Linked DNA regions of Homo sapiens: region 1 is linked to region 2. The links are chromatin loops, found by intact Hi-C in ENCODE. Cell type or tissue: CD14-positive monocyte. All regions are shown on one strand. Links, peaks and the distances in the headings refer to the core of each region. The heading gives the core; the rest is flanking DNA. Region 1 holds the start of LOC105372716 (a long non-coding RNA gene). Region 2 holds the start of LINC02970 (long intergenic non-protein coding RNA 2970).

Region 1 (15,251 bases), core at 2,891-10,890, 180 kb after region 2:
GCTGAATAAGCCCCCTGCCTGGGCACAAGCCAGGGATGTCTTTCCCAGGGGCAGGATGCACCATCTTTGAAACGTGGACATCAAGGAAGGCGGCACCTGCCTCCCCGCTCCCTGCCCAAGCCCAGGAGCCCGACTTTGGCGGGCGCAGTGCTTCAGAACCACCTCCCGTCGTAGAGACACGAGGAGTTTGTTTTTCCTTTGGATAAAGCCAATTAGCTGGCACAGATGGTCACCCCAGTCCCCAGGTGGATGTGTGGTGGCGTCTGTGTGACAAATGGTGCCGCCAAGCCGTCCCACGGGAAGACGAGCTCCTGTTTGTCTTTCAAGGAGAGATGCACGTAGCGGACTGCATCCGCCCGGCTGTGTGCAGGCTGAGATTTCTCTCTGTCTTTGCAAACTCTCAGCAGCTTGCACGTCGTGCACCTGGCATCCTGGTTTGATGCTCAATCAATGGCAAAACGGGTTTCTTTCTTTTCTGCCTTAGTGGAGAGGTCTGGGGGTTAGCAAGAGATTTTGTTTTTAATTGTATTTCTCCAACACCCCATGAGATGCTCCAACTCCATGTGACTAGGAAGGGGCAAGGGAGGAAACCTGTGGAGTCCCCTGCACAGGACGCTGTCTCCGCCCTGCTACGACGCTGTCTCCGCCCTGCTACCATGCTTATTCCTGGCTGCTGCTTTGCTGTTGACTCTCACAGGCAGATGAGGTGTCTGCTCAGAGAAGAGCCCAGGTGCCACCGAGGGAATGCAACGTGCCACACCCCAAGACATGACACTTGTGAGAACAGTGTGGCCCAGCCCCCACTCCGGGCACAGCCTCGGACACCCTGCCCGCCTCCGCCCATGGAGGTGCGGCCTGCAAAGCGTACCTGCCGCCGCCTTCCCATCCCTCGGGAAAGCCAGCCTCATGTCCAGTCTAAGGAGAATTCTAAGGGATGCTGCCAGCCACCTGCAGGCTCCGGGCTGAGCTCAAGGGAGGGGCCAAGGGCGGCTTTAAAAGGCCTTCACTGATCACTTGCCAAGAAGCCCAAAATAGCTTCCCAATCTACCAGCCTCCATGTGCGCCGTGACCGGGACATGTTCTGAGTCTTGTCTTTTCATTTTTTGTGTTTTTCAAAAGTATACAACTTATAAATAAGAGTATAAAGCCTGGCGTGGTGGTTCACGCCTGTAATCCCAACACTTTAGGAGGCCGAGGCAGGTGGATCACGAGGTCAGGAGTTCAAGACCAGCATGGCCAAGATGGTGAAACCCTCTCTACCAAAACACAAAAAAATAGCCGGGAGTGATGGCGGGAGTCTGTAATCCCAGCTACTCGGGAGGCTGAGGCAGAGAATTGCTTAAACCTTGGAGGCGGAGGTTGCAGTGAGCCAAGATCACGCCACTGCACTCCAGCTTGGGTGACAGAGTGAGATTCCGTCTCAAAAAAAGTATAATTTCCAGTAGGTAACACGTGCACGTGGAGCCACACACAGGAGGCAAAAGCAAAGTCCACGTCCTCCCAGCCCCAGGCCTCTTCCTCAAGGCAGCCCTGGGAGGCGTTTACATGCTCCTAGAGGGATGGGACAACCTGGTCCCTCCTCTCCCACCTACGGACAATTTGTCCCTTTGAATCAGGAGAATTGGGTCTGGTCAGGGAACCTAAGGCTGTTTCACACTGACTTATTAGAACTAAATTCTAAATTGAAAGGAAAACTCTAACTTTCCAGGCCTAAGTAACAAAAGGACCAGAGGCTACTCCCTTTGCAAACCCGGCAGATGGAAAATTAAAAGTATCTCTGATTGGTTGCTTTTTGCAACCAATTAGATGTTTGCATAGGAGTGTAACTTTGTTTTTTGTTTGTTTGTTTGTTTTTTGGCTTTTTGTTTGTTTTCATTTTGTTTTGCTTTTTGAGATAGAGTCTCGCTCTGTTGCCCTTGCTGAAGTGCAGTGGGACAGTCTCAGCTCACTGCAACCTCTGCCTCCTGGGTTCAAGCAATTCTCATTCCTCAGCCTCCTGAGTAGCTGGGATTACAGGTGCACGCCACCACACCCAGCTAATTTTTGTATTTTTAGTAGAGACTAAAGCAGGGTTTCACCGTGTTGGCCATGCTGGTCTTGAACTCCTGACCTCAGGTGATCCGCCTGCCTGGGCCTCCCGAAGTGCCGGGATTACAGGCATAAGTCACAGTGCCTGGCCAGGAGTGTAACTTTGTAACTTCACTTCAGCCTCTGATTGGTTGCTCTCTGCAGCCAATCAGACTGGTTGCAGTCACCACTTCATTTACATAAGGTGAGCACCAAGTGCCAATGGGAAACCTCTAGGGGGTATTTGGACCCGAGAAGATTCTGTATCCAGGGCCCTTGCACACTCCCGCTCCCACACTGTGGGGCGTACTTTATTTTCAATAAATCCCTGCTTTCGTTGCTTCATTCTTTCCTTGCTTTGCTGTGCATTTTGTCCAATTCTTTGTTTAAATGCCAAGAACCTGGACAACTTGCAGTCCAGACCCTCCACCGGTAACACCTTCTCCCTGCCCAGCACCGGCGCCGAGGTCTCTTCATCTCACTGCAGCACAGAGCTCTTTCCCCATGAGACTCAGCACCGCCTCCTGCCGAGAGAGGCAGCTTAGTGTCTGTGGGAAGCAGAATGCCAGCATCCCAATCCCTTCATGTGCTACCATGACGTGTGGCGGGGGAAGGAGACTTGGCAGCTGTGGTTAAGGTGAAGGTGGGGGACAATCCTGGATTCCCCAGTGAGCCCAGCGTATGAACCCTTAAAAGAGAGCGCATTGGCCAGCTTCTCCCTGGAGGCCGAGCCATAAGGCAGGAGGCGGAGGCAGAGAGAGTCGAGGTAAGGACATGACCTGGTTTTGCTCTGAAGATGGAGGATGGAGCCGTGAGCCAGAGAACGGAGCAGCCTCCAGAAGCTGGGAGCAGCCTTTGGCCAACAGCCAGCAAGGATGTGGGACCCAGGTCCTGCAACTGTAGGGCCTGGATTCTGACAACAGCTTGTCAGAGCAGGAAGCCAGTTCTTCCTGGAGCCTCCCAGCAAGAACCCTGCTGGCTGAAACCTCAATTTCAGCCTCATGAGACCTTGAACAGAAAAACCAGAAGAACCCGCGAGAACCTCTGACCTCCAGAGCATGAGATGAAAAATGGACGTTGGTTTACGCTGCTACATTTGTTATAATTTGTCCCAGCAGCAGTGGGAAACACACAGTATCCCCCTTGCCTGCTCTGCTGATAGAAAGGTACATTGTTTTCAACCTTCTGCTATGAAGAAAGCTTTGCATTAACTCTCCTTGCTCATATGCACATGGAGTGGAGGACAAATCTGCTGTCAAGCCCTGAATTGGGTTTTTGAGACACTGTCCGTCCAAACACCCACAGTGTGCCCCTGTGCAGAGGCTATGCGTACACAAGGCCCCACCATCCACAGGACGACAGAGGCTGGCTTGGCCAGCCCAAGACCATCCGGCCCCTCAGGAGCTGCCTGACTCCAGGAGCTCGTAGGCCATGCCCCGGCTCCCCCTGGGCAGGCTGCCTCCTGGGTCTGAGTGGGGAACAGGAAGGCCTCAGCCTCTCAGGTCAACAGAAAGTTTGTGCTCAGATGGGCTGAATGTTCCGGGTCCATTTCCTCCTCAAGCCCAGAAGGGTTTGCTTTGCAGGAACCTGTTCCAAGTGATTTCGAAGTACTCAAAGGCTCTTTGGTGGATGTGTCAGGATCCCAATTCCTGAAATAAGAAAGTTGTGTCAAAAATCACAAAAGACGCTGGGCGCGGTGGCTCACATTTGTAATCCCAGCACTTTGGGAGACCGAGGTGGGCAGATCACTTGAGTTTAGGAGTTCAAGACCAGCCTGGCCAGTATGGTGAAACCCTGTCTCTATTAAAAATACAACAATTAGCTCGGTGTGGTGGCAGGTGTCTGTAATCCCAGCTACTTGGGAGGCTGAGGCAGGAGAATCACTTGAACCCAGGAGGTGGAGGTTGCAGTGAGCCGAGATCATCGCGCCCCTGCACTCCAGCCTGGGCGACAGAGTGAGACTGCATCTCAAAAATAAATAAAATCAAAAGGAACTGGCCTGGCCCAACATCCTGGCCGCTGCGTCCTCCTCGCTGCAAAGTCAGATTCCTCGCTCCCGCTGTGGGGTTTCCTGGACCCCTGCCCACAGTCTGCTAAGTGCCTAACCTGGCCACTATTGGAGCCCCCGATCCCACAGAGGTGGCTGTTCAGAGAGAAGCGGTGGGCCCAGTGTTCCCCAGGCCACACTCCACAAGTAGGTGCAGGAAGAAGAGAGGTGACACTTGGGGCTGCTGGGGCTCAGCCCCTCCAGGGCCCTCAAGAGGGGTGTATAAGCCTCCCACCCAGGGGTGACGAGCTGGGTGCTCCCCACCAACACCCGCTGGCATCAGCAGCAGCTGATCCTAGGGCATCACCTGCCCGAAAGCCAAGGAAGCCCCTTGCAGAGGGCAGCGTATCTGGCAGTGGCCACTCGGGTGGGGCCGCCTTCCTCAAGCTCCCAACCCAGCAAGGACTCCCTTGCCTCAGGCTCTCCCCTGCCTCTCTCTCAGCCGCGTGAGCACGGCTCTGGGCACCGCACCTGCACCCAGCAGAACTGTGCTAACCGGGCCAGATCTCCAGGGGCCAACACAGCCTGGCCTCTAGGACGGGCCACGCTGCGAGGGAGGGAGGCAAGTGTGGGGAGGCCGGATTCCACCTGTTTGGTTTTTGATTAGGGAATGGCAGAAACCCAGGCCTCCCGGGGCAGGGATTCAGCTCTCCTAACGGAGGCAGCCTTGGTGGGGGATACTTTTCAGCAGGGACTCTTTTATCCCAGAGTGTTTTTGCTGTGTGCGCGATGACTGGCTCAGTTTTTGTAATAATCGTTTCCATCAGCATAGAGACAGCTGTTTATATTCTTCAACTTTGTATTATGAAAAACGTCAGACAGAAAAGTCGAGAGACTAGTATCGCATGCACCTGTGTGCACAGCATCCAGATTCAACAGTTACGAAGGGAAAATTCCACATTTTATTTTAAATTTACTAAAGACTGAAACACACCAAGTACCGCAGGAAGGATAACCTGGGTGGAGGAGGGATGGGGCTGGAGAGTCGGGGCACAAGGGTGAGGGGAATGGGGTGGGTGGGACAGAGGTGGGGGATGGAGGGTGGGGTAGCATGGGGTGGAGTGGGGGATGGAAGGTGGGATGGGGCTGGGTGGGACCGGGTGGGGAGATGGAGGGTGGGGTGAGGCAGAGGTGGGGGAATTGATGGGCGGGTGGAGGTGGGTGAGGGTAGGGTGGGATGGGTGAGACATGGGAGGGATGGAGCATGGGGTGAGGCAGAGGTGAGGGGATGAAGGGCGGGGTGGGCCAGGGGCAGCCCCCAGTGCCCACAGCTGGAGCAGGCGAGGGGCAGGAGGGAGCGGCTGCCTGCCCCTGCGCTGGGTGGGCCCTGGGGCGCCCCCTGGCCTGCTGCCAGGTCTCCTGAAGGAGGGGTTTGTTCCCGCCTCCCGAGCCCACAGTCTGGTCTGTGTGTGCCTGTGTCTGTTGACAACTCCATGAGTGAACTGTGATACGTCAAGGCTTGGGGGAAGTGTGGGAAATGCTTGTGATTTTCTTTCTCTGTAGAAGTGGAGCAGAGAGAAAGCAGCTCCCACAGCGTGAGCGCCTGATACAGAGGAGACCCGGGGCTTGGAGGCCTTAGGCATTCACTCCAAAGACCTGAGAATTAAGGGAACGCGGCGGGGCCTCTTGCCCAGACCTGGAAGAACAGCAAGTGCTGCGAGGGCCTCTGCACCCCCTGAGGACCCCTACGCCCCCCGAGGACCCCTGTGCCCTGTGAGGGCCCCTGCACCCCTGGGCCTGGGTGGAGACCCACACACAACCCCACTATTCCAGGGGAAGAGAAAGGGGCCCTGTGGGGCTTGTCAACCATCACAGACCCAGAGACTCTGGGCAGAAGCTTCTGCCTGTCACGCTCAGCCTGCGACGGCCCCACCAGGAGAGCGCAGCCGTGAGTCCCAGAGGAAGCGGCTTAAAAGGCCCCTTTCCACCAGCCGCCAAGCCCCTCCAGGCTTTGCTGAGGCCCTGAGGTAGCCAAGCAAAAACCAGCCTCACTTCCCAGGAGCTCAATCACCAGAAACTTCAGGGAAACAAAAACCCACCGGAAGACGTTTTCCCTAATTACCCAGACAAGTCAGACAAAGGCCATGTAGAGCCTTTCCCGGAGTTTCCCAGCAAGCACCGCAGCATCTGGGTTCTCACGTGGCCGTCAAGCCTGTGCACCTCCACACGGAGCTCGGGACCCACCCCCAGGGCTCCTGGAGTCAGCTCAGCCTCCGCCAGCAGGCAGGCCCCAGTGCCCACAGGCATTTCTGGGCTTGCAGGGCACAGAGCCTGATGCTTTGCTCCAGCTCCCAGCGAATAGGAGAGGAGCCCACGTGGCTGCAGCGTGGGCAGAGGCACAAGCCCCCCACCCTGCTGGGAGCCCAGGTGGCCCAGGAGTGCTCCTAGCCTGGTCAGCTGCCCACGCCTCTGGCTTGCACTGTCTGAGGCCCTGAGAGGGAAGCCTAGCCTCCAGCTGCTTAGCCCCAAGAGGAAGGTAGGGCTCACAGGCTGGATGGGGGGTCAGACGCAGCAAGGACAAGAGGCCACTTGACTGTAGCCAGCACCTGCCTGTGTCCCAAGGCTGCAGTGTGTCCAGGAGGGCCCAACAATACCCATCTGTCTTGCCTTGGCCGCCGCCACAGCCAGCCTGACCACCCAGACCTGAGAGATTTGCTCACCAGGACACTCAACACAGCAGGCCGCAGAGCTGCCCAAGAGCCTTAAATCTGCTCCCACCTTTTCATTCTTGATCTCGGTGTAGACGTGCTCTGGAAGATGATCCATTTGGGGCATCGACACTCCTTCCTCTCGCCACTGTTTTTCTTAGTTACTGCATTATTTTCAGATGGCCGGTGGATACTTCATACCTGTAAGCAATGCACTGGAGCTGTGCTTCTTGGCTGGTGACTTCTGACTACTCCCACGGAGGGAAAGCCTGGGTCCCCTCCCACCCGCATTCCCACCCTCATCTTTTCCTTATGTCCCCTTCACGTTGTTAAGATCTTGGACATTTGCCTTCGTTCAATCATACATTTGAGACCTCCTTTTTCGTCTATAGGATGATTCTAACTAGGTTATATGGTTTGGCTGTGTCCCCACCCAAATCTCATCTTGAATTGTATCTCCCATAATCCTCACGTGTCATGGGAGGGACCCAGGGGGAGGTCACTGAATCACGGGAGCGGTTACCCAGGTTGCTGTCCTTGTGACAGTGAGTGAGCTCTCACAAGATCTGATGGTTTTATAAGGGGTTGTCCCCCTTTTGCTGGGCACTTCTCCTTCCTGCCACCGCGTGAAGAAGGACGTGTTTGCTTCCCCTTCTGCCATGATTGTAAGTTTCCTGAGGCCTCTTCAGCCCTGTGGAACTGTGAGTCACTTAAACCTCTTTCCTTTATAAATCACCCAGTCTCAGTTATATCTTTATCAGCAGTGTGAGAACAGACTAATACACCAGGCCATCCTGATAAACAGCACTTAAGTATTATGACGATTTAAATATCATCTTTTGAGAAGCCAAGTGCTACGTTTGTGTCCAAGGGCAGGAAATACAATGCCATTCTAAACCCTTCCGTGTAAACCAGACTCTGCGGAGCACTGGCTCTCTGTGCCCTGTTTGTTTCCACTCTCAGCTTTCACCTTTTCTCCATGTCCTTGCGTCCCCGTGGCCTCCTCCTTCCCAGCTGCTGTGGCTCAGGTGCTTCAGGTGCACTGAGCACCCCAGGTCTTGGCAGACACGTTGTCCTCACATGAGAAGATGTGGGCTGCAATTGAGGTTCTTGGTTCCTTGTGAACTTTGTCTTCAAGCATCCAGCGTCATTGATCCAAGCAGCTGTCACTCTGGCTCTGAGTCCTATGGGCACTCAGTTCCTCTCCAGAAGCTCTCAGGCCTTCCCTCCTTCCCTCCAGATTCTGAAATGTTGCCAGAAGGGGAAGCAACACCCTTTGCCTCAAGCCCGCTTGGTACTCGGGAGCCTGGCTCACATCTCTCTGTTCCCTTCCATGTTGTCCTCATGGAGCTGCAGTTGACACCCACTGGGTTGGCCCTTGAAACCCTAGCATCTCCCTCCTAACAGTCAACAGAAAACGCATCCAAAGCCCAGGTGCTGCAGAGCCCAGGTTAGGGGACATGCTGGGGCAGAGGGACTTACTTCAGAAGGACTTTTCTTGCCTATGAAAAGAATTGCTCCTTTTACAAAGAGGACATTGGCTGTTTTCTGTGTTGACCCAAAGAATAATTTCCCTTTGTTGCACAAAAAAAAAAAAGCAGAGCTGGACTTTAGAAGCTGAATGAATGGGGAAAGTTTCCATCTTTTTAAAAAATAAATTCTGCCCCTTGTGAACCCACAGGAACCCGACTGGAGAGCTGAAACCTCTGGGAAGCCAGGCCAGCCTCCGTGGCATTTTTCAAGTGTAATGTCTCCATCCTGGGTGTTTTTAAAGTCGTGATTGTCCCAGGGTTTTGAGGGATCCGCGGAGATGAGAATAGCGGTGTGAAATGATGCGTGACACTCACCACAGACGGCCATGTCAGAGCCTTGTCTGGAACATGCAAGCAGAGGCTGGCTTCATGGACCACAGATGGCCGTGTCAGAGCCTTATCTGGAACATGCAAGCAGAGGCTGGCTCCATGGGCAGAGGCGCTGCTGGCGCCAGGCTCCCCGTCAGCCTGGGCAGGAAGCTCCACGGCCAACATCAGTGAGACTCCAGCCTCTTGGGATCAAGGGCCCAGGCCGGCTAGGAACCTGAGAAGCCTTGTCCTTGCTGCCGGACGTCATCGCCTCTGAGAGCTGGTCTCTTGCTCTAGGCAGGGTCCCTGGGGTGACCCCCCAGCCTGCACCCCAACTGTCTACCACCCTCAGCTATCTGACACCTCTCCTGAAGAAGATGATTCCTGCCATGCCTGCAGAAAACTCCCAGGGGGCCACGGGAAGGGGAGCAAGATGGACAAGACTGGCCCTTCCCAGGCAGGAGAAAGGACAGCTGCCCCTCAAACCCACCATTCAGGGAAGGTGAGGCCAGGTGATGGGCCCTGGGGTAGCGCGGGCTCAGCACATGCCTGGTTCCGCCTGGTTCCTCCACCTGATGTAGGAAACACATTACCCAGTGCTCCTGCGCCTCAGTTTCCCCATCTGCAATGGAGGTAGCAGTGGCTCTACCGGGAGGTTACTATGATGCATAAGTGATGTTGCGCCGTGAAGAGCTGGCACAGCACGGGCAGAGAGTGACCAGGAACACGCTCCCACATCCCGACAGCTTGGTCCTTGTTGTCTGGGCTCCGGCTGAACAGGTCAGGACGAAGGTGCGGCCCCTTGGCTCTCGAAGTCACCATTTGCCGGCTGGACAAAGGTCCTTCCAGCTCAGCCTGTTTTTTTGTTTGTTTGTTTGTTTTAGACAAGGTCTCACTCATGTTGCCTAGGCTGGAGTGCAGCGGTACAATCACAGCTCACTGCAGCCTCGACTTCCCAGGGTCAAGCCATCCTCCCTTCTCAGCTTCCTGAGTAGCTGTGACTACAAGTGTGTGCCACCACACTCAGGAAATTTTTTTTTTTTTTTTTTGGTAGAGATGGAGGGCTCCCTAGGTTGTCCAGGCTGACATCAAACTGCTGGACTCAAGCAGTCTTCCCACCTCGGGCTTCCAGAGTGCTGGGATTACTGTCCCTGGCTGAGCTTGGTTCTTGGTGACAATGGGGCGGTGACTGAGAACTCAAAGGACCACACACCCCATGGCAGGCAGGAAACATGAGGCTCCTCTCCCCCAGCAGATTGGAAAAAGACAATGAGAAGCAGCTCAGCCCGCACCCCCCAGCCCATGTGAGCCAACTTAAAAACAGCTCGAGTGGCAATTGCGTGGCCTCTCCCACTGTGGTGCTCGCACCCACCAGCCCTGGAGAAGTGCTGGGCCCCGCCCCAAAGCGTCTGATGCCGCAGAGCTGTGTGTTGGGTGTGCTGCCCATGTGCACGTGTACACGAGTGTGTGTGTGTATATATGTGTCATACACATGCATGTGTGTGCACCTGGGTGTGCATGTGTGTGTCCATGTACGTGTGTTGTGTACATGTGTGCACGTGTGTGTGCATGTGTCGTACCTGTGTTGTACATGTGTTGTACCATGGCAGGCAGTACAGGTGTGTGTGTATATGTATACACACATGTGCACATGTGGGAAGAATACCTATTTCTGACAAGTCTCCGGGTGAGGCTGAGTCTGCCGTTGCAGGGCCCGCATTCTGAGCACCCTGGGTCTATCAGAACTCAAGCCCTCCTCCTCCTCCTACTGTCCCATCCCACAGAGGATAAGAGGTGTGCATGTGGACGGGGGTTCCAGGACAGCATGGCTTCTCACAGCAGAAACACGCAGCAGAATCTGTCCATCAAGGCAGGCGTGGTGAAATCAGTTAGGCACCCTTACCTAGGAATCCTCTGCGCCCACAAAAGCAGTACCTGGAGAGCCAGGTCCTGGGTCTCCCCTGGGCTATCATGGCCTGCCTCTCTCCCTCCCTCTACAGACCCTAAGGAGCACCCGGCAGGGAGAGCACCGCCCACCCTGCCCCTCAGTCATGCAGCTCACATCGGGCAGAGGTGACGCTGTGGACCTGGGTGGGCCCCACGTTTCAAGTCAAATCAAGCTGCTGACCAGGAGGTAATTCAGGCAAAAGGAGCAGAATCATCAGATAAAAGGTAGGATGCCCAGTTATATTTGAATTTCAGATAATTCAAATTTGATTCAAATTTGATAATTAAAATGTGAATGATTTTATAGTATAAGTATGTCCCGAATATATACATGGATTATATTACATTATGCTATGTTATATCATATTATTTTATTAGGAAGGTGGTGACCACTGCTAACCAGAAGGTGCCTGTCTCCCAGCCTCATGGGAACACGTGGTTCTTGGTCATGAGAGCTGGGTACAGTGGAAGGGATGTTTAGAAGGCTTTGGTCAAACATATATATATATATATATATATATATATATATATATATATTTGGGGCATACTTACACTACAAAATTATTCAATGTTTTTCTGAAATTCAAATTTACCTGGGCATCCTGTATTTTTATGTTAAATCTGGCAACCCCTGAAAAGAGCCAAAACCCCCTCAGGCGGTCGAGAGTGCGGCAGCCAAGCCAGCACGCTGCAGCTCCCTCCTTCTCGGGGCCGTGGCCTGGCCCTGCAGGGGACATCGTGGGAACAATAATTGTCCAAGTCTAGTGCTGGGGGCATCATGGGCGCTGCCCCAGAGCCACAACCAGCCCGCCTTTCAGTCAGCATGGTGAGTCTTCCGATGCCCCATGTGAAGAATTGAACTTCTTTTCTGAAAGCTGAGAGTGGCCCCCTCGTGGTGGGCAGGTTCCCAGGGAACGGAAACGCCTTCCCTTGGTTCCCTCCAGCAGAGTTCAGACAGGAGCCAAGATCTGGGTCCAAACAGTGGGTGGAAAACGCCCCCTAGAGGTGTGATGTGTTGGCTGCAAGCCTGGTGGCTGGGCCTGGGGACACCCTCACCAGGTTGCCTTCAATGGGGGGTTCCCCTGAAGCCCAACTTTTAATTTTCTGCAACCACAGGCTACTTTGGTCAGAAGGGAAATAATTAGATCAGAACCTTAATAGCGTTAATTTCCCCCAAATAGGAAGAAAGCAAAGGGAGGGGACATGAGAGCTGTTAATTAGGTGACGACCTCTCCTACCTGCTGTGTTGGAAAAGCGGCTCTATGGAAGACATAGCATCCAGGGCAGGAAGAGGCAGGCTCGGTGGTGTTGGGTTGGAAAGCCCCCGCCTCGTCCGGCGGCCATGCAGTCCCCAGCACCTCTGAGTCCACTCAGCCCAGGGAAGAGGACAACAGAGCTGTGCTCAGTGTCCAGCTGTCTGGATGAGGCCCAGGGAGATGGCCTGTGGTGGAGCAGGAGGACCTGGGGAAACAAAACCCACAGTGGCTGCCCAGCTGCAAAGGCTGCGTTCTTTCTACAGTGTCTGGGGTCTCAGGTATGAGTGGCAGAGGGAGCAGTCCCATCAGCCATGTCAGCCTCGTTGCAATGGAATTCCACTTCTGTCCCAGACACTCAGCCAGACAGGAGGAAACTGTGACCACAGGCATGTGGACACGCAAGGGTATGTTTGAGCAAAGCCTTCTAAACATCCCTTCCATTGCACCCGACTCTCATGACCAAGAACCAGGTGTCCCCATGGGGCTGGGAGATGGGCACCCTCTGGTTAGCAGTGGTCACCCCCTTCCAGAGATGACATCAGCTCCCCAGGCAAGAAACTCCACTTAGAACCCAGAGCCGATCTGAGGAATGATTCATGCAGCTAGACTTATACAAGACTGATCTATAAGCTGGAAGGCTTGTATGTTCACTGACCATGGGAAAGCCTTTCCAGGGCCTGAGCGTTTCCCACTTGGGATCCAAGTCCTCTGTTCCTGGGATCAAGATATTTGGGAAGCCACATCCATCTTTTGAAGGAAATTTGAGCAACAGGGATCAAAGAGTGAGGATCATTCATTCCATCCCCGTAAGGGAGGGAATGGGTCAGTAGGTTGTGTAGCCAGTCCACAAATGGTCACTGTCCACCTGCTGTGTGTTGGCCTTGCCTGAGAGGTGGGGGACAGTGGTGCCACGCCATTCCCAGCCCTGGCCCCCTGGAGCCAGCTGATAGCCTGGCAGGGGAGGCACACGTTGAACAAATTATCATCCGTGATTCACAATGACAAGTGTGCAAAGTGTATCCCACAAAGCACTTATTGAGTGAGAAACACAGGTGTGTGGCCACAGAGACCAAATGGGACCCTCACAGCTGGGGCGGTGACCTTGGAGCTGAGAGTGAAGGCTGCGCAGGAGAGAGACAGGCAAAGGGGTGGGGGCAGGCATTTGCACCCCAGGGGGCTGCAGGGTGATTTGCAAGGGGAGCCCAGGTGAGGGTCCACAGGGACTAGAGCAGGCCAAGAAGGGAGGTTGGTCAGGGGTCGGCTGGAGCCAGGCTTCTGAGGGTTGATTCCCGGCTCTGCCCTCAACCCAGGCAGTTCCCCACTCTACTCATCTCTGACTCCTCCCCTCAAAGCAGGCGTGACAGCGGCACCTGCCTCAGAAAGGAGGGGGCGTGTGGGGAAAGCAGGTATTTCATGACGACCGCCCAGCATAGAGCCCTGGAGACAGTACCCCTGCCCAGGTTCCCACTGGAGCAGGCAGACAGCCCCGGCTGGGATGAGCCAAGCGTGTGTCTCCATGTGGACCCGGCCCAATGTGGGGCTCAGCACCCTCGGGTCTCCTGGTCCGGGCTCCTGTCTCACGCTTTTATGCCATCTTTTCTCAATAGGCACAGGGGACCCCCAAGGGAGGAGGCGCTCCAGACTGAAGGAGGAGAGTACCTGGCAGGGACGGGTGGAGAGGCGCAGGGACCCCAAGGTGTCCAGGGAACAGTAAGGAGATGAGTAACGGTGAGGGTCCCGTCTCCCGAGCGTATCTGTGCTAAGGGGCTGTGGGCTGGGCTTCATTCCTCTTTAGAGCAAGGCTGAGGCCAGGGCCACCTAGGGGCCAGGGTAGAAGACGTACCACGTGACAGCAGTGGCCTAGACCCCTCACGAAGTCTCACTGGGCCATATCTCCACCAGGGCATGGCAGGGACCGGTATCACCAGCGGCCCCCTGCACAGATGGGGAAGCTGAGGCCCAGGTCCCAGTCAGCCAAGCCAGCTCTTGGACCACTCAGCGGTCCCAGCAGGTGAGGCTGACCAGAGCCTGCCTGGGCTAAGAGGCTGCGTTCACCAGTGCCAGCTGTGGTTGGTCACCAGGATGCCTGAGCGCGCTGGCACAGGCCCAGGGCACCCTGCAGAGCAACCAACCCTCACCGAGATCCCCAGGGAAGGGGCTGTTGTTGGCCCATTGTACGGAGGAGGGCACTGAACCCTCAAGAGGCTCAGGGCCTCGCCCGGTCACACAGCTGGAAGGCGCCAGAGCCAGGAAAGGGACCCGGAAGCCCGACCCGGAGCCTACACCCGCAGAGGCGAAAACATCTGCGTAGCGGCTCCCTGGCCAGTGGGCCGTGGTGGGCGTGGCCGAGAGGGAATGGGGCGGAGAGAAGCCCGTGAGGGCAGGGCGGAGGCGGAGGCGGAGGCAGAGGCGGAGCGGGCGGAGCCGGAGGCCGCGGCGGCCTTGATTGGAGGCCGCCTTAAGCTCGTCATGGATGCGTTTTGACCTGGCGGCCCCGCCCCTGACCCGCCCCCGAGCCGCCCTCCCGAGCGCTTCCCCGCCCGGCCCCAGCCTAGGCCCCGCCCTGATCTCGCCCCCTCTTCACCGTCCGGCCCCGGCCCCGCCCCGCGGTGGGGCCTCCGCAGCGACCCGCGGTTAACGCTTCCCCAGAGCTTGGGCTGCGCGGCGGCCGGGAGTCGGAGGCAGGCGGTCAAGGCCGGCAGGGCCGGACCCCCTACTTGCCCTTTCTCCCAGCAGGCGCTGGACTCTGGGGGCGGGCGTGAGCCCCTCCGTCCCGCACCCAGACCCGGGCAGCGAGCCCTATGCCTGCAGTAATTGTGGGGTTTCTGGTTTTGTTTTTTCCTTAACATCTTTATTGAGACCGTTAAGTTCACCCGCTTAAAGCGCACGATTCGGTGGGGTTTTGTTGCGAGCAACCGTGGCCACTATCTAATTCCAGAGCATTTCACCTCCTTAAAATGAAGCTGGGCCCGGCCGGGCGCGGTGGCTCAAGCCTGTAATCCCAGCACTTTGAGAGGCCGAGGAGGAAGGATCACCTGAGGTCAAGAGTTCGAGACCAGCCTGGCCAACATAGTGAAACCGCGTCTCTACTAAAAATACAAAAATTAGCCGGCCGTGGTGAGCGCCTGTAGTCCCAGCTACCCGGGAGTCTGAGGCAGTAGAATCGCTTGAACCCAAGAGGCAGAGGTTGCAGTGAGGCGAGATCGTGCCATTGCACCCCAGCCCGGGCAACAGAGCGAGACTCTGCCTCAAAAACAAACAAAAAAGAAGCCGGTCCCCATCCGCAGTGACTCGCGTTTCCCTCCCCCTCCCCCGTCCCCGGCAACCGTGCATCTACTTTCTATTCCTATGGAGTTGCCAGTTCTGGCTCTTCCTGTGAATGGATTCCCATGCTGTGTATTTTCGTGTCTGAATTCTCTGACTTTCGTCTCAGCCCGCACCCACG
Region 2 (15,251 bases), core at 3,406-11,405:
TGTGCCCGTTGCTGGCGATGCTGACTTTGATCTGGGGTTTGGTGGTGTCTGCTCCCGTTGACTTTGATGACGGTTCCCACCAGGATTCTGCGGCTGAGTTGGAATTCTATGGTAAGGAAAAGCTGTCTCTCCCCAATGCCTGTTTATTTATTTACGTCAGTACGGACTTGTAGATTCTTCTTCTATGGGTTATGTTTAACATCTCATCAATATCTTCCCCCACATTGTTCAGATTTGCCCAGTGGACTCCTCCCCGTGGGATCCGATGTCACGTGGGCGTGTCCTGCCTGTGTTGGCTGCGAGCGTTTCCTCCTGACTCACACCCAGTAGAGCTGCAGCCTCCACTGGGCGAGGCGGCCTTGGAAAAGGAGGCGGGTGCTGTCCTGCTGTGGAGGGGCTGGCGGGAGGTGGGTTCTGCAGGGTCAGTCCCGGGAGGTGCAGCTGTGGAGGGGCTGCTGACCCCCAGGATCCCCGAGGCCGCCTGCTCCCGAGAGGCCGCCCCACACGCCAGCCTCAGCGTCGGGAGAGGAAGCCCCACATGCCAGCCTCAAGGTCAGGAGAGGAAGCCCCACATGCCAGCCTCAAGGTCGGGAGAGGGCGCCCCACATGCCAGCCTCAGCGTCGGGAGAGGAAGCCCCACATGCCAGCCTCAAGGTTGGGAGAGGAAGCCCCACACGCCAGCCTCAGCGTCGGGAGAGGAAGCCCCACATGCCAGCCTCAAGGTCGGGAGAGACCGCCCCACATGCCAGCCTCAGCACCAGGAGAGGCCGCCCCACACACCAGCCTCAGCGTCGGGAGAGGAAGCCCCACACGCCAGCCTCAGCGTCGGGAGAGGAAGCCCCACACGCCAGCCTCAGCGTCGGGAGAAGCAGCCCCACACGCCAGCCTCAGTGTCGGGAGAGGAAGCCCCCACACGCCAGCCTCAGCACTGGGAGAGGCAGCCCCACACACCAGCCTCAGCGTCAGGCTCTGAGTCCCGTTTCTGCCTCTGGGCTCCTCGTATGTGTGTGTCAGCATCAGATGCAAAGAAAGGGGACGTATCCTGGTGGGGGGACCCGGAGTCTCCGTTGCCCCCACAGATCAGTCTCTGGGTGCCTCCCTTGGTGCTGAGAGCAGGGAGGGCCTGAGAGCCATCCCGAGCCCGTCTCGGTTCACGCTTCCCTGCCTGGCAGGACCCAGGGAGAGCTGGGCGGGTGGGGCAGCCACTCCCGGCAGTTCCGAGAGGATCTGGAGGAAACGTGCCTTACTGCAAGGAGATGGCTGGCTAGCGGTGGAGCCCTGGGCGCCCTCAGGGGAGAGCCTTCCGGGGACAGCTGCCACCCTTCTGTGGTGCCGGCCTCCTTCCCGCCATGCACCATGCCCACGGCACCCAGATGGTGGAGCCGCCGCCGGTTCACACTCTGGGGAGTTTTCCCAGCAACAGGTCCCTCCAGCCAGGGCATGCAGGAAAGTGCCCTTACGACGTGCTCAGGGATACAGCCACTGCTCCCAAACGTCTCTGCCCAGAAAGGCAGGTGGGATGTTGACCATAGACACAATAACCAACGCTTGCTGTCGTGGGGCCTGTTTGACAGAGGGACAATGGAGGCCAGAGAGGCAAAGGTGACTTGTCCAAAATCACCCAGCCAGGGCCATTAGCCACCTGCTCAGCACTGCAGCTTTTGTGCCAGGGACCTGCAGACACTCACTCACACTCATGGAGCCAGGAGGACCAATCCATGAGCACAGGGCACCTCGGAGTCCCGGGCGGGCATTCTCCGGCGTCCTTCTTCTGAAGCTTCTGAAAAGTTGCTGAGAAAGACAGAGAGGGTGACAAGAAGAGGACAGGTGTGAGACCCTGCAGAACTGGGTTCCACGTGCCAGCAGGACCCAGAGACCACGGCACTCCCTTCTCCCTACTAACTGGAGACTCCGAGAGGAGTTCTAGACATGGCAAGACGAAACAAGTCCGTATCCCTTCTTTCCCAGAATCGAGAAAAATGACCGCATTTGTCAGCAGAGCATGCACTAGGCGAGCCCTGCCTTGCTGTTTAATTCATCCCAATGCTCCTTCCGAAGGGGCCCTCAGAGGATGCTTCCAAAGCCTGGCATAGGCGAAGCTCAGGACCCTGCACCAGGAGGTCCCACCCCGGAGCCCGGATCACTCCGGGAATCACAGCTTTCGGGAGGAGCACCTTGCTACCGAGCCTTTGGGGTCCTGCCCGGGCCAGCCCTTCTGCTTAGGGACCTGCAGTGACCCTGTGCTGGGTCATGTTCTTCTTGGCACAATGAGCACTCCCTGGGCAGGTGGTCCTGGCCCCTGGGAGCTCGGGGATAGAAACACAGAAGAGGTGTGGTCGGTGCATCTCTCAGATGACTCCACTTAGAGTAGTGTCCCCTGCCTCCAGCTTCCACCAGAGTGTGCCTTGGTGGAGACAGTTGCCAGCATGGAGGGGGCATGACCAGCCTGGGCCACTGCCAGCCTTGCTCAGCTGACAGCTGCTGCATGACCTTTGGCATGGCCTGTGGTCTCCCTAGGCCTCCCCATCTGTTGAACAAGAAGTGATCTGGACCAGAGACAAGCTGGCAGCCACGGCTGGGCAGCACCCACAGGCATGTGCGTCTTAGGGCTGTGCAGTGCTGTTGAAAGTTTGCCGTACACTGCTGGGGGGGATGGAAGATGGTTCGGCCACTCTGTAAAACTGTCCTGCAGGTTCTTAAGCTAGACACACCCCTACCAGAGACTCAGCCGTTCCACTCCTAGGAATTCTTCCCAGAGGGATGAAAACGCGTTCACACAAGGACTTATGCATGACTGTCCATAGCAGTTTTATTTGTGATAGCAAAAACCTGGGGGAAAAACCAAAATGTCTACCAACAAGTGATTGGATGAACAAATCATGGTGCATCCATACAACGCAGAAATAAAAAGGAGTGGAATTTTGAAACACATGACAAAATCAAACGTGAAAATAATTATGCTGCGTGAAAGAAGGCGTGTATACATGTGACTTCGTTCATATGGAATTCTGCAAAATGCAGTTGTCTGTAGTGACATCGGTGGTTCCTGGGGACAGGGGTGGGAGGACACAGGCAGGAGGACATGCTGTGGGTGACGAGGTTCACCGTGGACCATGGGAAGGGTTTCGTGGGTGTGCACATAGGTCGAAGCTTTCCAAATCATCACTTTTACATGTGCAGTTGATTGTGTCAAATAATCCTCAGTAGAGCTGGTCAAGATAGTTGAAACTATATTCAAAACTGGGAAACTGAACATAATGACCCCAATTGCACATTTCTGTTGGAAAATTAGAAGTTCTGGTAACACTAGGCCTGTATTCAGGTGTGGTGTGGGGAGTGGGGTGTGGCTTCCAAGGGCTGGGCGTGGCTGTGTTGGGTTGGGCGTGGCTGGGCTGGACACGGCTGAGCTGGGCTGGGCGTGGCTAGGCTGGGCTGGGTTGGGTGTGGTTGGTCATGGCTATGTTGGGCTGGGTGTGGCTGGGTGTGGTGTGGCGTGGCTGGACTGGGCATGGCTGCACTCAGCTGTGTTGGGCTGGATGTGACTGGGCGTGGTGTGGCGTGGCTGGGCTGTGCGTGGCTGCACTCAGCTGTGTTGGGCTTGGCTACTGCCCTCTGCACAGGCCTCACCGCTCCTCACTGTCCACGCGCTCTGTGGTCCAGCATCATTTCTGGTCTCGTTGGCTCTGCGGATTGTGTCCCTTATGCCTGGCCAGCTGCCTTCATCAAGGGTGACTGCCTGGTGCCTGCACAAGTTTGAGTTTGATGGACTTAAATGAATTTCACACTTTTAGTCACTGAAACTTTGGCCAACCTCCATCTTCCTACAGAAGCTCCAAGCATGAAAAACACAAATGTGGAGTTACGGTGTCTAAAGCGCTGTCAGCCCTTCCAGCCCTGCACACTCCCTCCTTCTCCTCCCGGGGTGGCCACGAGGCAGCTCTAGGGTTTGCACATCAGAGTAGTGCTGGGTGTCCTTCCCCTCCCTTGCCCTGGCAGTTCCAGGCCCTGTGCCAGGACCACACACCTCCCACACAGGTCCTCTCATGGGGCTGGTGCCCCCGAGCACACGATCCCCTCTCCCTGATCCCAGGCTCCTCTGTCATGGGAGGGGTGCGAGTTCTTGGAGGCCGAGAGTGTGGCCTGCCCAGGACCACTGGGAAAATGCAGGGTGAACTGTGGGTCTGGGTGACTCTCATGAGCCCCTCCTCCATCCCCCACAGCCCCTAAAGAGTGGGACGGTCTCAGGACCGCGTCCCGGGGTGAATCGTGCTCCTGAAATGGGGACTGTGGTGCACAGTCACATCATCCCTTCACACGGCGGCCACCAGGACACCTTCAGGGCACTTCCGGTGGCAGGAAACATCCCCAGGCCTGACTGCGCCTGAGGACGGTGATGCCATGGACCAGGAGCGCTTCCCGGAGCGGGAGCAGGCGCTCGCTGGCTGGAGCTCCCCCACTGTGTCTGACGCCTCATTCCCTGGATGTTCAGGGTTCCGGTGCTCAGCAAGAACCTGTCCGGACACGCTGGGGAGCAATGCCCCCACAGAACATCGGGGGCCAGCTGGACCATGGCACGTGCCAGACACTGCACCCCAGCAGCGGTGCATGCTTCTCCAGGGCACGCAGAGCAGTGACCAAGGCCGACCGCGCTGGGTCCCAGCACAAGTCTCAGTAGATCTTAAAAGACTCAAGTCGTGCAGAGAACAAAGTAAGAATAATCTCAAGATTTGTTGAGACTTGTGTTCCTTGACTATCCCAGAATTAGAATGAAAGGAGAACCCAATACAGAACATCCTGAAACATTAAGCAACTCAATTCTAAATAACTCGTGAGCGACCGGCGTCGTGGCTCACGCCTGTAATCCCAGCACTTTGGGAGGCTGAGGCAGGCAGATCACTTGAGGTTAGGAGTTTGAGACCAGCCTGACCAACATGGTGAAATCCCGTCTCTACTAAAAATACAAAAATTAGCTGGTCATGGTGGCCCACACCTGTAATCCCAGCTACTCGGGAGGCTGAGGCACAAGAATCATTTGAACCCAGGAGGCAGAGGTTGCAGTGAGCCGAGATTGTGCCACTGCACTCCAGCCAGGCTGACAGAGCAAGACTCCATCTCAAAAAAACCAAAAGAACTCATGAGTTGTTTAGAAGTTGTTAATTAAAACAACATATCAACAGAGGAGGTGACCTGGTATTTTTAAAATGTAACTTTCATTGTTATTCAGGTAGGGTGAGGCCCACAGGTCAGGAGACAACCACCATCAAAAAGATGATTTGTCACGGGTCCCAAGAGGACAGAGCTGGCCGCATCACCACGGTGAAGGGGCACAGGGCAAGCACCAGGTAGGCCAGGAGGCAGAGGGTGCGAGGAACGTGGTGTGGGAAGGACCAGGCCAGGGGGTGGACAGGTGGAGAACTGGCTGGTTGCATTAATGCCAGCTGGTCTGGGTGTAGCTCCTGGCCCTGGGGTGATTAGGGCAGGGGGACGTTGGCCCAGAGTGTGGCCCAGTTGGGGAGCGGTTGGGGTGTGGGCTCTGGAATCCTTGATTTGCTTATGAAGGGTGATCTTGCTGGGAAGCCCTTGGAGGGGGAGCCCCTCCTGGGTCACCCCAGATGTCAAAGCGCAGAAGCACAGGGTTAATGCAGAGGTAATTAGACACTATTTTGAATTCAATGGAAATTAAAACAACATATCAACATTTGTGGGATGCAGATTGACTGGTGTTTAGGATAGATTTTACAGCAGTAATTGCTGAAACGATAAAAAAGGAAGAGATCACAAATCACTCTAAGCCAAGAGCCAGCAAGCTACAGCCCACCGGCCATGTCTGGCCCCTTCTTGCTGTTGAAAATAAAGTTATGCTGGAGAACAACTTGGTATTTTATGTGTTTTCTGTTGCTGCTTTCACGCTACAACAGCAGTTGAGTGGTTGCAACAGACACCACGTGGCTCACAAAACCAAACATATTTACTCTCTAGCCCTTTACAGAAAACCCTTGCCAACTATGATAGGAGCTTTCACCTGGAGAAACTAGTAAGGGAAAAATAAATTACAAAACGCATGCGGAAAGTAGAAGGTAATAAAGATCAGGGTGGAAATCAGCTGAACAAAAAACAAAAACAGAAAATAGAGAAAATAAATGAAACCCAAGCTGATTCTTTGAAAAGATCAATACAATTGATAAGCTGCTGGCCAGACTGACCCCAAAACAAAGAGACCCTCATTACAAACATGGAGGCTAAAAAGGACATCACCGCAGACCCTACAGATGGGAAAAAAGAGTCGAGGGGGATGGTGTCCAATCTTCTGCCCATATATTCCACAACTTGGAAGAAATGAACAAACACCTTGCAAGGAGAAACCTTTCCTTTCATGCATTAAAGACATCGTTCTGCTGTCTCCTGGCTGCCGTGGTTTCTGGCAAGAATTCTGTAGTCACTGGAGTCACTGCTTTTGTGTACGAAATGTGTTGTTTTTCTCTAGCTGCTTTCCAGATGTTTTCTTCAGTTTTCAGCAATTTGATGATGCTATGTCTGGGTCTATTTTCCTTTCTGTTTATCTTCTTTGGGGTTCACTGAGCTTCTTGAATGCTTACATTTATGTATTTCACCAGACTTGGGATGTTTCAGCCAATATTCCTTCAAATAACTTTCTGCCCCAACCTCCTCCTTGCTTTCTGGAACCAGGTATGTGCTGGGCCTTTCGATACGACCCCAGCTGGCCCGTGATGCTTGTTCTTGTTTTTCCTCTTTATCTTCGTTCTTCGGAGTGGATATTTTCTATTTATCTGTCTTCACGTTCGCTGGCTTTCCTTTGTCTCCATTCTGCTATTGAGTCCATCAGTACAATTTTAATTGCAGATACTCTATTCTTTTAGTTCAAAAATACTCATTTGTTTATTTTTTTTCCTACCTCTCTGTGAGGTTTATTATTCATTTCATCTAATGCTCCTTTCTGAGGTGTGTGTGCGTGTGCTGTGTATGCGTGCAACTCGCAAAGCAGTTACCGCGGCTGCTGTAGGCATCTGTGTCAGTTGGGGCTGGCATCTGAGCATTGTCTGTTCTCTTGAGGATGATCACACCTTCCTAGTTTTGTGTCTATTGAGTAATTTTGTTTTACGTCTGAGCACACCGTGTGGACTCTGGGTGCTGTCCTAGCCCTCGGGGAACGTTGCTGTTTCCACTTTAGCAGCCAGGTTCATCCCAAACCCCACCTCTCTCAGTGTGGTTCTCAAGACCTTTGCTGGGTTGGCACTGCTGGGTGGCACTGTGAGACTTATGCGGATTCATGCACAGAATTAGGCAATTGCCGTGTCCAGCCCTCCCCCTTCCGGGGTTCCGCCCCCTCTCTTCCCTGGCTCTCCCCCTTCTAGGGTTCCGCCCCCTCTTTTCCCCTGCTCTCCTCCTTCCAGGGTTCTGCCCCCTCTCTTCCCCCACTCTCCCCCTTCTGGGGTTCTGCCCCCTCTCTTCCCCGGCTCTCCCCCTTCCAGGGTTCCACCCCTCTCTTCTTCCCCGGCTCTCCCCATTCTGGGGTTCCACCCCTTTCTTACCTGTAGGACTCCTTTTCCCAGGTTGGGGTTTCTATCTGCGTTTTAGCTGCTTGTGTTGCCATGTGGATCTGAGAGTGGGGCTTGCCCTCCAGACAAAGCCACAAGGAGGAAACCAGAAACTCCACGGCAGGTCACTCCTCCAAGTTCCGCCTCCGCCCTGCAGTCTCCTTACTTTGCAGGTCCTCAGTAGTTGTCTGTGTCTCATCCAGAGCTTGGTCACAGTTAGGGGAGGGCTAGGCTAAGCCATAGCAGGCTCGTGGATAAAACGTCACCTCCCTGGCTCTTTCCCAGGATTTCCTGGCAGAGGCCACATTTATAAGCCATGCAGTGTAGTCACCTGCTGTGTGCCAGGCAGCAAGCGCCATTAGCCCGGGAGGTGGTGAACAGCTCCTGGGGGCACCAGCCAGCACCGTCACCGTTTGGCAGCGGAGGCTGCGGCCAGCTCCTTGTCAGGTGAATGTGCTGCATGTTGATGCAACACCTTCCTCTTCTTGCCAACCCTGGGCCAATGTCCTCAGACACAGGCAGCAACGGAAGTGGCCACCTGCCCACCATGGCCTGGGGAGAAGGGGGAAGGGTCTGACTGGGGGAGCCTCAAGACTGTGCCACTTGCCCCAATCCCATGAGAGGCACCTGCTATGGCACCTCGAGCTGGGGCAGAAGGCCTGGAGCCCGTGCCTGGATGCTGCCCAGGACTCTCAAGCTAGTCCAGTGGCCTTGGCTGCAAAGTCCTGCTCAGGCCCACGTTTCCCCAGTGCCTTGCCCAGCTCCAGAGGGAAGTGATTGACCGCAGAGCCGATGAGCTCAGAGCCGGTGGTGGGCAGTCTGGCCGGATGGCGGTGACTCAGGGAAGCGGAGGGGCTCCCCCCACCCCGCTGCTGCTGCCCCCCGCGTCCCCCCCGCCTGCAGTAACTGACAGGAAGGGGCGGGAGGCGGATGGGCCGTGACAGCTTAATGGCTTCGGTTAAAGCATCCTCTGATCGTGCTGGCGCTGGGAGAGGCTCTGAGCTCGGGTGGCACTGCGGGCACTCTGGACACTGTCTCCGGCTGCCGCTGAGCTGGGAGGCTCCTTTCCAGCAGGCCACGCGGTCAGGGGCACCTCCTGCCGCAGCACCTGCCCAGCCCTCTGGGGACCAGAGTGAGCAAAGTGCTGGTGCTGGACCTGGCCACCGCCAGAGGCAAACACAGTTGGCCAGACCCAGGCCCCACCTGTTCACGAGATGCCCCATCCCTTGGAGCCTCCAGGAGCCAGGGCAAGTGTGGAGGCAGGTGAGACCCAGCGCCAGCGTTTGCTTCAACCAAAGAACCACAGCAGAGCCGCTGGGGACAGCTTGTTCAGCCAGTGCATAATCAGTACTCAGGATTGTGGCTGGTGCCCCTGGCAGACTCAGCCCTACGGGGATCGGCCCCCAGACGTGCCACAGCTTGGCCACTCTGCTCTGAGGAGCTGTCTGTGCCCAGCACGCGTTCCAGCTTCTGGGATGCACAATAGGCGCCCAGGCCTAGGCTGCGGGACGACCATGCTTGCTGCTCACAGCGCCTGTGAGTCAGAGACTCCGACAGGCCACTTGGGATGGCCCAGGCCTCCTCCCCAAGGTCTGCAGCCTCCTCGGGGAAGCCTTGGGGCCAGAGCCTGGAGACTCCAGAGGGAGTCTCCTACAGACGATGCCGCCATCAGTGGGACCTGCAGCCGGGATCTCGGGCTGGGCCTCTCCGGCAGCCCCACATGTGACATGGGTGGGCTTCCCGAGGCCAGCACTTGAGAGAGAGGTGGAAGCCGAGACGCGGAGCCACCTGGCATCCTTTCCGACAGTCACGAGGCCCTCAGATTCCAGAAGAGGGGACAGAGACCCCTCCATGGGAGCAGCCTTGGTCATGCTAGAGAAGAGCCTGGGGCTGGGAGACCCATGGGGCATCTTTTGAAAATGCCTCCAGTCACTCGTGTGGCCACCCAGCAAGGCCCCGAGTCATGCACAGCCCACCCGTGCATGCCACCTGCCGGGACCTGCCCCATCACCTGCCGGGACCTGCCCCATCACCTGCCGGGACCTGCCCCATCACCTGCCAGGACCTGCCCCATAGCTTTGGAGCCCTGTCTGCTGCAGGGGAGGGAGGCAAGCCCCAGAACAGCCCCGAGTTCTGCTGCAGTCCGGTCAGCCGGGGGCTTCCTGCCCCATTCAGTGTCCCAGGTCTGCATTCAGCAAGGGTTGGATGCTCCACCAACCCTGACCCCCCGGGAGCATACACCTGTGGGAGCAGGTGCACCCCACCTCCATGCACACACAGACACCTCCAAGGTTTTCCTGAGAGACAAGATTTGGCTCAGGACTCGCTGCTCAGAACCTGAAGGTGTAGAAAGTGCACACACTCCTAGCAGAGCCGACCTACTGCTATACCCTCCCAGCCGGTGCCCCAGGTCAGAGCCTGCCCCTTCCCCCAACCCTCCTGCCTCACCCACACCCCTGTAGCCTTGGGGACCCACAGAAACCACCGCAATGACCTCTTCTAGCAGGCAGGCCTGTGGTGCGCCTGCTGAGCTCAACCCTCCGTGAACTTGGCTGGCCCTTGCCAGGCGCAGCTCAGCCCTGCATCCGCTGGCACTGCCCACCAGACTTGCCCACCTGACCGGGACCGGGAATCTTCCTGTAGCCTCTCTAGGGAAGGTGCACTTTTCTCTAGCATCCTTTCTCTGGCTGATGGAGAGGGAGCTGGGTGAAAGGCAGGGCCTTGGCCAGAGCAGGCCTGATGGGTGGCATGGGGCTGGGGGTGGAGGAAGTTGGGGGAGGAAGTGTCTCTGGAGGTCCAAGGCCTCAGCTGGCCCTGCCCCCTGTAAACAGCCCTATTTTTTAAAAGGCCTCCTTACCCAGCTTCAGGGGTTTAAAGGACACCCCCTTCCCTTGGCCATTCCTGGGGACCCCCCCGACCATCCACAATATTGTACTAGTATCTAAAGCAGCCAGCAAGTCCTGTCTGTCTGGAGAAGGTGAGAGTTTTCAGGGGCTCAGGACGTGCTGAGCTGGGGGGAGCAGGGGGCATGGCTTGACACCTCACAGCGGCTTCCTGAAGCTCAGTGGTGCACAAAGCAGAGCCCACAGGGGAGCCCTCGTAACTCAAGGCCTCCAGGCCATGCTAAATACCCAGAAGCCACTGGTGGGGACCACTGAGGCCATGTGAGCAACACATTTATCATGAACAGCTGTTCCCCGTGTTACTCCAAGACAACACGAACAACTGGGCCGGGCAACCCAGAGAAATGCAAACTCTTCCTCATTCAGAAATAGCAAAGAAAGTTCTCCTTCCAGAAGGGCCCTCCCCACACCTTGTAAAAGCAATTTTAAAAATACAAATAGAGGCTCCTTCCTCATGCCAAGGTTCATTATTAAGGAAGAGAGCAGTTCCAGGCAACGCCTTTATTTAAATATGATGATTAAACTGTTTGGTTTTAATGCAAATGGAAGACACCATCTGAAATTCTGAAAGGAGAAAAAGACGCTGCTGGAGGTGGGAGGAAGGGAGAGGAAGGCAGGAAGGGAGGAGAGGAAGGGGCCAAAGCTGGTGAAATTCCTGGCATCAAGAAACCCCCTGGATGGAGAAAGAGCATGAAAACAGCAAACGGCCGCGAGGCAAACAGCAAACGGCCGCGAGGCAAACAGCAAACGGCCGCGAGGCCGAATGGACCACATTCCAGGCGAGGCGGGGGCAGTGTTCAGCTGTAGCTGCTCCCTGGGGACCCACACCCTGACCCCGTGCTAGGGAGCACTGGGCTGGGGGCCAGCGAAGCACTCTGGCGTGGACGGCAGGCCCATTTTTAACGGTGCTATTTCATTAGCAGTTTTACTCAGCTGCTGGCAGGGCCCCAGCACGGCTGCCTCTGTGGCTAGAGGGGTGCAGGGGGTGCTGGGCTCCAGGCCAGGCAGTGCCCATTTCCACAGAGCCAGTGCCCCCACACAGCCACATGCAGCAGCTTCCTTGCTACACCACGGGGCCTCCCTGGGGACTCTGCACCTGCAGCGCACACACTGTCCCCACCTGGCCCTGCCCACGGGGCTGCTGCAGAGGCGGGCTGCCAGCTCTCGCTCCCTGGGGAATCTGGAATCCCAAACTGGGAGACGGGGCGGGGGCGGGGCGATAATATCTGCACCAGCTGCGAAGATCAAAGCACCTGTGCACGAATGGCTGACCCAGAGTCTGGCCCCCTCATATGTGACCCACGCCCCGTGAAGGCTGCACCTGGAAACCTCTTTGCCACGTCGCCATCGTGGGCTAGTCTCGAGCTGCGCCCCAGCCAGAATCCTATGTATTTGCAAACTGAGGACAGAGAGGGTCAGCTGTGTGTCCACCACTGTCCACACCGATTTTAGATAATTTGGTTTCCTCTTTAAATAGCGTTTAAGGGAACGAGCAAACTGTCACCTCCTGAAACAAGTTTCCAATAGATTAAAGTGGGTCTTGTCTATATAGCACGCTCTGAAATGATCCTTGCCCATGTTGCCGATTAAATGCTTATGTGCTCACTGTCTCTTGGCCCCCAAATATAGGGCCTGCCTTAAACCTTCAAACCAAGGCGGCAGTGCCTTCGTGTTAGAGTCCACTTCTTTTTATTGCCTCTTGCCTAGAAAATTATCGCAGGGGTGCACATGCTGCATCTCCCACGAACAGTTGTCTGAGGCTGGGCTAATAGAATGTCTCATAAACCTCGAAAAGATGTTTCAAGAACACCTCCTCCTCTTGGGGCCATTCCCAGCCGAGTTCCAGAATCCTCAGGCCAGCAGGGAGATGGTGTCTGTTGGGACACTGCGGAGGGACCCCTTGTTGAGGTGGTGGCCCCAGTCCTGCCTTGGGGACCCAGCCCTGCCCTGTTCCATCCCTCTGTGTTCCGGATGAGGCTGCCCAGCTGCAGTGAATGGTCGGGGGTCGGGCCCGTGACCCGGTGAGGCGGGCGAGTCCATGCCTGGAAGTGAGGAGTAGGCTCGGTTCTTTCCAGTCCTGCTGCTTGCTGTCCTGCTGCTGCTGTCCTGGCACTGGGAGAGGCCAGCCTGCAAGGACAAGGCAAACTAGATGGGACCCTTCGGAGAAATCAGGCCATGGCAACACCTTTCTAATCTTAAGTCCTTGGCCAGCTACCATGCCCTGGAGACCTGCCGGTGTTCGGGTTCCATGGGGGGCAGCATGGCCATGCAGGGGACCCTCAGGAGGCTCCCACCAGGCAGCTGAAAAGGCACAACACTGGGAAGACCCAGGGCCATTCCACCAGGGTCCTGACCAGTCCTCAAAACCGCCAAGGTCATGAAAAACAAGGCGAGTCTGAGAAACCCACAGCCTAGAGGAGCCCACGGAGTGAGGAGCAAATGTTTCCTGGGGTCCTGGACGGGGCCCTGGGACAGGAGGGCGTCAGGGAAGTGCAGCATCCGGCTCCTTGCCGTGGACAATGCTGGCACTCTGGCCGTGACCAATGTCGCCTGTGACGTGAGACCTTAGCACCCCGGGGGGCTGGGCGTGGGTGTGTGGCGCTCTCTGAACTATCTTTGCAACTGTCTCGTAAATTTAAAACAATTTATTTATTTATTTATTTATTTTGAGATGGAGTTTCACTCTTGTAGCCCAGGCTGGAGTGCAATGGCACGATCTCAGCTCACTGCAACCTCCGCCTCCCGGGTTCAAGTGATTCTCCTGCCTCAGCCTCCCGAGTAGCTGGGATTACAGGCGCTCACCACCACGCCCAGCTAATTTTTGTATTTTTAGTAGAGATGGGGTTTCACCATGTTGGCCAGTGTGGTCTCAAACTCCTGACCTCAGGTGATCCACCCGCCTCAGACTCCCAAAGTGCTGAGATTACAGGCGTGAGCCACTGCACCTGGCTTTTTTTTCTCTTTTTCTTTTCTTTTTTTTTTTTTTTTGAGACAGAGTCTCGCTCTGTCACCCAGGCTGGAGTGCAGTGGTGTGATCTCGGCTCACTGCAACCTCTGCCTCCCGGGTTCAAGCGATTCTCTTGCCTCAGCCTCCTGAGTAGTACCCGGCTAATTTTTGTATTTTTAGTAGAGACGGGGTTTCACCATGTTGGTCAGGTGGTCTCAAACTCCTGACCTCAAGTGATCCGCCCACCTCAGCCTCCCAAAGTGCTAGGATTACAGGCATGAGCCACCATGCCCGGCCTAAAACAATTCTTTAAAAAAAGTATTTTAAAAAGAGGAAAATAAAACACAATTTGAACATTCATTGAGGAAAATAATGTTTTTTCAGAAACGAACTGCACTTTAATTTAATTTACTTGTTCACATTTTGGTCAGAACCCTGGAAGGAGATGAGGAAGCAGGTTTGACAGGCACGTGGCCACCGTGCCTGGGTTCCATGGTTTTATTAGAGAGCCAAGAGCAGTTGATGGCAATGATGAAGTCCCAGAGTGGAAAATGCCCCGCCCAGCCCTGGGTTTAACTGGCCTGCTGGCTGAGTGGACGCTGGTGTTTTTGCGCGGGCAGCAAGGGCTCAGAATCCCCATGTAAGACCCCGCAGCCATGATGAAGATGAGCTTTTTAAAAGTCAGAGGCTCCTGGCAGCTGCTGTGTGGGAGTGACATGGGGGAGGATGTGTGTGACATCAGGGACACCCCCAGCCCTGGCTTTGAGCAATAATGCTGGCAAGCCTGGGTGCAGATACGGGATTGGGAGAAACCAAGGCCTTGAACCGCTGACGGACTTGGTGGGGGAGACGCTGAGCAACAAGGAGCTGCCCACTGTGGAGGCAATGTTCCCATCCCGCAGGGGACAACTGTCCCTCTTCTGCCCCACCAGGTACAGAAGAGCCACAGGGGACAGGCAGAGAGGAAATGCAGAGGCTGGGGACTTGGGGGGTGGCATTCCCCACCCCGGGGCATTAAGAGGTCTCTCCAGGTAAACAGAAGCTGGAAGGAGCATGAACTCCCGGCAGGAACAGGCCTGCTGGCGTGAGGGGCCACAGGCCAGCGAGGGGCCCGGGATGCCGGTGCAGCCCCAGTGCCAGGAGGTCCTGTCGTAGGTCCCAGGCCAGCTCCTTCCTCTGTGTGAAGGGAGCCTGGAAATCCCAGAAAGATCTAACAGGATCAGCAGAAAACCAGGATGGAAATGCTGTGGAGGCCGCCTGCTGCCCGCCCTGCTGTGGGGGCCGCCTGCTGTCCGCCCTGCTGGAAGAATGTCCCGGGCTGTGGCTGGCCAGCAACACTGCCCACGGGCCCTGGCAGAGGAGGGAGGCGTGGAGCACCCTGCACCCTCCAAGGCTAAATTCAGAGGCGGCCGCTGAGATTTCTCGAGCTCATCTCCCAAGCACGGCCCTCAGAGTCAGATGACGGGGGCTCAGGGTCAGCATCCTACAGACCCCCAGAATCATCAGGACCCCAGCTGGGGCAGATGGAACAGATTGGGGCAGAGGGTGCGCCAGTCTGAGCTGCCCCCTGGCTTCCAGCAGCATCCCTCCATTGTGCTGAATGTGCCTCCGCCAGGCTTCTAGCAATTTCCAGGACCTCATGGGAGAGGCTACTGGCTGAGCTCCACCCAGGACTCTTTGCCACACCCCTTGAAAGCAGAGAGCCACAGGGCTGCCCTGCTGTCCCTCACTGGCCATCTGGACCGTCTGTCCATTTGTCAGCTCTCCATGGGGTGCCAGTGCTAGGCCAGGTCCTGTCTGGGTGTGGGGATATGAAGATGAGCAAGAAGGCAGGGTCCCCACTCA

The links. Hi-C counts contacts between places; a loop is a spot of excess contacts. Peaks named below come from ENCODE experiments on the same cell type or tissue, not always from the same donor. Only the 100,000 strongest peaks of a DNase experiment are listed, where the experiment ranks them.
Region 1: it touches region 2 in a loop (5-fold over the local background); 11 of 110 quality-filtered maps call a loop at or near these places.

The regions. Positions count from the first base shown.
Region 1 is chr20:62,780,114-62,795,364 of GRCh38, forward strand. It overlaps LOC105372716 (a long non-coding RNA gene), which reads right to left and starts at 14,168. Exons shown (of 4, transcript XR_936986.3): 1 at 13,466-14,168; 2 at 11,789-12,011; 3 at 6,775-6,963; 4 at 3,105-3,716. RefSeq lists enhancers at 12,985-13,679, 13,916-13,985, 14,957-15,251 and a silencer at 14,076-14,665. In CD14-positive monocyte, for the core only: no CTCF peak of the experiment used is centred there; DNase peaks (open chromatin) are centred at 7,348 and 7,968; H3K27ac peaks cover 2,002 bases.
Region 2 is chr20:62,595,428-62,610,678 of GRCh38, forward strand. It overlaps LINC02970 (long intergenic non-protein coding RNA 2970), which reads right to left and starts at 8,014. Exons shown (of 2, transcript NR_184037.1): 1 at 7,551-8,014; 2 at 1-1,791. RefSeq lists enhancers at 8,225-9,014, 9,015-9,805, 9,806-10,595 and a silencer at 8,333-8,482. In CD14-positive monocyte, for the core only: no CTCF peak of the experiment used is centred there; DNase peaks (open chromatin) are centred at 7,304, 7,714, 8,014, 8,364 and 2 weaker places; H3K4me3 peaks cover 5,131 bases; H3K27ac peaks cover 6,884 bases.